Linked DNA regions of Mus musculus: region 2 is linked to region 1. The links are chromatin contacts, found by Hi-C or POLR2A ChIA-PET in ENCODE. All regions are on one chromosome and are shown on one strand. Each heading gives the region's core, a stretch centred on a gene start or an enhancer-like site at or near the end of the contact. The rest is flanking DNA. Distances are from core to core; before and after follow the strand shown. Region 1 overlaps Cspg4 (chondroitin sulfate proteoglycan 4). Region 2 holds the start of Snx33 (sorting nexin 33).

Evidence for each region. Hi-C counts contacts between places; a loop is a spot of excess contacts on that map. ChIA-PET counts read pairs that join two places held with the same protein, here RNA polymerase II (POLR2A).
Region 2: a map of heart shows a loop between it and region 1 (5-fold over the local background). The contact joins the promoter of Snx33 here to the enhancer-like site in region 1. A Hi-C loop is called at or near these places in 16 of 37 maps with a recorded cell type or tissue (CH12.LX, gastrocnemius, heart and 2 more). POLR2A ChIA-PET finds 5 or more read pairs at or near these places in 3 of 5 experiments (Patski and embryonic stem cell).

Annotation. Positions count from the first base shown.
Region 1 is chr9:56,892,799-56,895,994 of GRCm38, reverse strand. It overlaps Cspg4 (chondroitin sulfate proteoglycan 4), which reads right to left. Exons shown (of 10, transcript NM_139001.2): 8 at 2,974-3,140. Among named protein-coding and RNA genes, the nearest start is that of Cspg4, 29 kb to the right of the region's middle. Within about 2 kb of position 1,784, at least 1 of the 3 ENCODE cell types and tissues checked has a DNase peak (open chromatin) inside an H3K27ac peak, as active enhancers do; it is heart, where a contact is called at or near this core.
Region 2 is chr9:56,926,892-56,930,186 of GRCm38, reverse strand. Snx33 (sorting nexin 33) reads left to right here and starts at 1,816. Exons shown (of 2, transcript NM_175483.5): 1 at 1,816-3,295.

The DNA of each region.
Region 1 (3,196 bases), core at 535-3,034:
CATCTTCTCAGCTGGCACTTGCCACCTCCCTCTTTTCTTTGCAGCAACATTCCCCAAGAATAGTGTCCACTGCCACCACACATCCTCAGCCCGATCCACTCAGGATTTTGTTCCCATGATGTCATCAATGGCACTAACAGGCCCTGTGCATTAGAGCCAGAGACTGACTGGCTCAGGTCTCTCTGACCGCTGAGCATCGACTGACAAGATGAAACTTCCGGGATGTGATGTTCTTTTTGGGTCTCCTCAGATCTCATCATCTCTGCGGGTCCTGCTCCCCAGCATCCTGTGGCACGGTCAGTCCCTGCCCTACCTACTCCATGCAATCTCAGAGCCTCAAATGGTCTTTACCAGGATCTACAGCCCAGCTTACTCTCACCGGAACCCCAGTCTCAAATATCCACCTGTGTCTTTTGCTCCACTGATGTCTATTGAATGTTTCAAGCTCTGTAGCTAGGCCCAGATGTGCCCCAGTGGCCTCACCTGAGACTCTATCGCCATGACAGCAGCTCTGCTGTTGAGTGGCTCAGGGAAAACCCAGAGACTTCCTTGGCTCCTTAGCTCCTTTCTCCCTCCCCACCCAGGTCCTACCTGGGTTACTGCAAACGTTTTCTCGCTCCTGTTCTGCTCAAGGCCTCGGCCCACCGCCTCTACAGTCCTAACACAGGGTGAGCCTTTGAAAACATTCGATTAGTTTCCTGCTTTTGTTTTGAACAAGGGTCTTACTATGTTGCCCAGGCTGGCCTTGACCTCCCAAGCTCGAGTGATTCTCCTGCCTCAGCCTCCCAAGACGCTGGTGTGTGCCACTGTGCCAGATTGAGGCCAGTTCTGCTCACTGCTGCATCAGCTCCACTAACTGATCACGAAGACTCCATTGGTATCCAGGAGACCTCACATCAACTTTATGACCCATTCTTTAGGGCCTCCGAGTTTATGTTCAAGCCCAAGTAGTATTCTTTGTTTCTGTAAAGAAATCTGTTTCCTGCCCCTTCTGATCAAGACACACCCTCATGCTCTACCTCTGTTTTCCCCTTTTAGGAGGGAAACGCAGAAAGATTTTCCTTCCAGCAAATCAGGGCTTGCACGATAGTAAACCAGAAACGGAGTGGGGTGGTTGTGAGTGAGCCATCTCAGAGTCCCAGAGCGCTGCAGTCGGGTTGTGTTGTCTACACCGGGAGCTGATCTGCGTTAAGGGAGGGGCGTCCCCTCAGCGATTTGCTTCGAGAAGGAGTACAGGCTTTTAAAGAATTGGTTTATCAGGTTCCTGAGAACTTTCCTAAGGCTTCAGCGGTGACAACTGATGTGGGCCAGATGTGTCCTAAAGGATTGAAGGCTGTCAGTTGTAAGTAACCTCTAGTCTAGGCTGCTGGTGGGCATGGTGGGAAATGGAGCCCCTCCCCTGCCCCCAGCAGTGGTGGTGGAGGTCAGCGTGACACCTGGCTGCCTGTTGGTGCTCCTGTACGAGAAGGCCCTAGCGAGCAAAAGGCAAAACTCGGGCCAGGTGCGGGGACAGTATCCTTAGGTGAAGGGAACTCAAGGCTTAATCCTGGTCTTGCTTCTTACGAGCCATGATACTGAATAAAAGTCACCAGACTGCATATGCACTTCTTTATCTACAAACTGAGGTTACCTGAGCCCTTCTAGCCCAGTGTCTTGAAGGGCAGTGGTACTGTCTGTCAATCCACTGCCTACTGCTGCCTGACCTCTGCCAGGGGAGGAGGGTGTCTGTGCCACGTAGCCTCTTTCCAGCCTTCTTGGGTGGCACTGCCAGTCTGGCCCCCTGGTGGCCACAGCCTTGTGTCCTTCGTGTTACTGGAGCATGGGGGGGGGGTGTGTGTGTGCTGCTGGGTGGGGGAGGGGCACCGTGGCTTTGTCCCAGCCTCTCCTCCTTCCAGGACTCTGATAACAAGGCTCCCAGTGACTCAGGACATACAGCTGCCCTAGCCACTGGCAGATTTCATTGTGGGGAGGGGTCAGAAAGGGGCTATGGTAGATGCTAGGGCCTGGGAGAAGTGAGAACAGAAGCCAAAGAAGCAAAAGAAGTGCAGGGTCTGAGGAATCTTACTTGACCCTCTTTAAGGCAGCTTCCTCCTCTGAGCTACCTGCTGGGTGGGAGCTGCTCCCCCACACCCCGCACCTCCCCCCTCTGTGTTCCAGTACTTCTCAGGAGGAGCGCACACCCTGATGGGGTAGAAAGGAACTTGTGGGGCCCAGGAGGCCTCTGAGTGCTGGAAAGGGACCCGGAGGTGGGTCCTGCCCTTTTCAAGGGTCAGGGTAAGCCCTGTTGGAAAGTTCTTGGAGCAGCACCATAGTGCTGCAGATCCAGTGGCAGGGCCAGCCATGTTCTCTTGGATCCTGCTCATGTAGAAAGAATAGGGGTCATGCTGTGACCACGTGGCCTCTAGGTGGGAGCACCAAGCATGCTGTTTGCTCTACCGTAGCCCAGAGGAGCTGCTCACAGTGCCTTAGACCCTGTGGGGACCAATCCGTGAAGAGTGATGACTGCTGGCTCACACTAGTTAGCACCGACAGCCCTGGCATCTCAGCCGCTCAGTCAGCCTCAACATGCGGCTGGAAATTATAATTTTGATCGGTGGTCCTGGTGTGCCCTAGGGACTCTGCTCCGAAGAGTAGATCTCAGTGTCCCTCAGACTGGCCCACTCTGCCTGGGACTCATCTGCATCCAGCTTGCTTACATTCTCTGGCATCTTTCCTGAGTCCCAAGCTCAACTTTATCCCAAACTGTCCAGCCTAAGTGAGCTCATGCCCTCACCAGCCGCTGGGGTGCCTCTGGCCCTCCTTCCTGGGCCCTTGTCAGCCTCTGGGATCCAGCTGTGGCTTCCTTCTGGAGGCCTAACCCTGAGCTGGGACAGGATCCAGAGAAGCTAGCTGCCAGTGAGGTGGATGCTCCAGCTGGCAGCCACCTGAGGTAAGGTTGGGGTCTGTGTGGTGGCTGAGGAGTGAGGCCCTTACCTCAGCCTGGGTGAAGTTCACCAAGACCTCCTCTGCACTTCCTTGCTGGGCATGGAGGAGTCGGCCAAGCTGGGGGCCTCTTACCACCCGGTAGAGCAGGTGACGAGGGTCAGCGCCTGTGCTGGAACTGGCGCTCAGGCTCTGGCTGCTGAGCGGCTGCACAGACTCTGTGAAGCATGGAGGAGCCTGTTAGCTTTTGACAGGAGCCCAGACAAGGGTCCTG
Region 2 (3,295 bases), core at 567-3,066, 34 kb before region 1:
CTAGGGTTTGAGCTTTTTGTTTTTTTAAGTCAGGGTCTCACTTGTAGCTTTAGCTGTCCTAAATTTACTACATAGACAAAGCTGAGCTAAAATTTGCCTTTGTTTCCAAGGGCTTGGGTTACAGGGATGTACCATAACACCCAACTTTGTGACAACCCCCTCCCCCACCTTACATAGGCTCGAGGATAGCCTCAGATGTGTGATCTCTGCCTTCCAAGTGCTAAGACTGTTTGGCATGCTCAAGATCTTTCAATTTTTAATTTGAGACAGTCTTGCTATGTATCTTTGGCTGGCCCAGAACTCAGAGAGATTCACCTGCCTCTGTCTCCCAAATTCTGGGACTAAATGTGTCCACCACCACTCGTTTGTCTGTTTGTTTAAGAAAGGGACTGGAGTCCAGCCTCCAATTCATGACAGTGCTGTTTCAGCTCCCGGTTTGTTTGGTTAACTTTTGGTAAGATCTTGCTAGATGTGGCACAGGCTGGCCTGGCACTCACTCAGTCTCCCGTGTGTGTCATCACGACCAGCTGTTATCCTTCATAGGGAGTCAAAGTTTATGAGTTTTGGAGTCAGAGGTCTAGGAGTCATGACCCTCAAAACAGCCAAATGTCCCAACCTTCAGCAGCACTACTTTATACCAGTTAATCAGCAATAAGTAAGAACAATAGTAACCTGGAGGTAGGAAGCCCTAGCAAGATTGGGTAAATAAGGCTCTAGGGCTCCAAGAGGAAGAGGAGGTGTGTGTGTGTGCGTGCGTGTGTGTGTGTGTGTGTGTGTGTGTGTGTGTGTGTGTGTGTGTGACAGAGAGAGAAAAACAAAGAGAGACAGACAGAGACAAGACAGAGAGGCAGGGGTTTTCTATGTATCCCTAGCTTTCTGGAACTCATTTTGTAGACCAGGCTGGCCTCAAACTCATGAGATCTGCCTGTCTCTGTTAGTGCTGGGACTGAAGGAATGGGTGACCACGGCTTGGAAGGTTCTTGATATGTGTTCCACTTAGGCTGGGATCAGTGCCTTCCCAAGCATTTTGCACGACACTGGCCACACTAGGCTGGAACATCTTGCTTCTCTGTGAAGATACTTATGACCTTCCAGACGATAATCTTAGTTTCGGTTAATTTGTTGTTTGGAATATAAACTTAATGATGGGACAGACAGTGTGAATTAAAAACCACAGCAGCAATCCAGCTGTTATATTCGCTCCAGAGTTCAGCACAACTCCTGTCTTTAGTACACCTAGTTTTGCCTAATGTGGAGGGTCGAATCCTGGAAGCCTAAAGGCTATTTACCAGACCACTCCTCTCTCCTTGCTATTTGCTGCTGGCCTGGAAGGAAGATCTGGCTCCCGCGAAAGGACAAAGCAACCCAGAACCCGCCTGTGCCTAAACTTGCAACTTGTCACTGAAGAAGTTACATGGTCTTTGGCACCCCACCCCCACACTCTGGGAGCTGCGGAAGGCAGGAGGGCTCCTCTCCCTATCTTGCTTACAGCATCGGTTATCACCTGCGGGATACCAGGGTCACAATTTGCTGCCTACACCATCTGAGAACAACCCGGGAGCTGTGTTAGCCCCTAGACAGATCGAAGTACGCGTGGCGGGAAAGGAGGTTGGGAAAAGGGAGTCCGCAGCTCTGCTCCCCTGCAGCCGAGGCGGTTCTCCTAGCCTTTATAGCTCCCTCCTTGCCACTGCGCTCCGCAAACTTTCGGAGTTTTCCTGCACTTGCGTCACGGAAAAGGCAGATGGATGACCAAGTCCAGGAGGCGAAGCTCGAAGGCGGCTGGCGAGCTCCCCCACGCGGCGATCCAATCCGAGCGAGAAGCGGCTCTGGGCGCCGGCAACTGGGCTGCTGAAAGCTCGCAGCTCCCCGACTCCCGGGTCCATTTCCTGGATCCCGGCCACCGGGACTGAACCGGAGAGAGGGAGGGCGCCCGCCAGAAGGAAAGTGAGCGGAAGGCCGGCGGTGGCACCCTGGCCGCGGGAGGGCGGAGCTGTGCGGTCCCTGACCGGCCAGGACGCACGGAAGTGCGGTAGAGTTTGTTGAATTCCGTAGCCTGCTTTCCCTCCCTCATACCTCCCTCCCTCTCTCTCCACCCCTCACCTCCCCTACTGCTTTAGCCTCCTTCCTCGGAACGCCATCTCCTGGACTCCTCCCCCCTTCTCTTTTCTTTCTTTCTTTTTCTTTTTTCTTTTTCTTTTTAGTTTTTTGAAGGGAGGGTGAATGTTTGTTTTGGACTTGGCTTCCTGCTGGCAGCGCTGAAGGGCTGCGAGTGAGGGGCAAAGAGGCAAGAAGCTGGGGCTCAGCTAGTCCCTCTCGGGTCGGATCCAGAGGGCATCGCGGAGAACGAACCTACGGACGGACTGACAAACACCCGACTACGCCATCTGTTCGACAGAGCTCTATCTACTGACTGCTGTTGAGTGTTCCGGGGCACATCAGGGGCGGGGGGTGGTGATGGTGGAGGTTTCTCCTAGCGTTACTTCTGGACAGGGGTTCTGAGACTCTGATCCGGGTCAGCTTCATACTCTGAAACTGCCGAGGAATTAGGCAAACAAAAGAGGCACTGAGTGAAAGAGGCCAGAAGTTCTTTGCGCTGCTTGTCGCGCCCCCCCTTGTTATCTGGGGGCGGGGGCTGGCCATTTGCAGGGCGGGAAGAGGGCACCAGAGCTAGCGAGACGGGGTCGCACCCCCTGGGTCGAGTAGTTTTCAGCCGGTTGTGCAAGCTTTGGCCCTTGTTTTCCTGGCCTGGCTCTTTTGGAGGCCGGACACATCCACCCTTGGAATTGGTTCAGGACTCTGCTGTTATTCTCTTTGCCCCTCTTGAATTTTCTGGATTCTTGAAGACGCGGTGGCCCGGGAGGAGAGAGGAAGGAGGAAGGAGCAGATCTCCAGAAGAATGTGAGAGCCTCCCAAAGCCGGAGCCAGTAAGAACGGAGAGCCAGAGGAGGCAGAACCTTGCCTGCGTTCCTGGGACCGTGGTCTGAGGGTAAATCTCTTCTGTTGTACAACACTGTTTTAGTGGAAAGTGTGTGTCTCGTTCTGGTTCTAGCAGAGCTGCTTTCTTCAAGTCATTTGACTTTTCTGCTTGGTGTGTGAGGAGGGAGAGACCCGCTCCTTTCCAGGGGCTGCCAAGGGAGAGGAGAAAGACTGTGGCCATGACCAACCCCTCCCTGCTTACAGGCAGATACCCCAAGGCAGTTTCTGGACCATGGACACTTCTTTGACCAAAAGGCAGCTAGACAGCATCTGTGCATGCTGAGGCCCTGCCCAAAGGACTTGGTAGGGCTTACTAGAC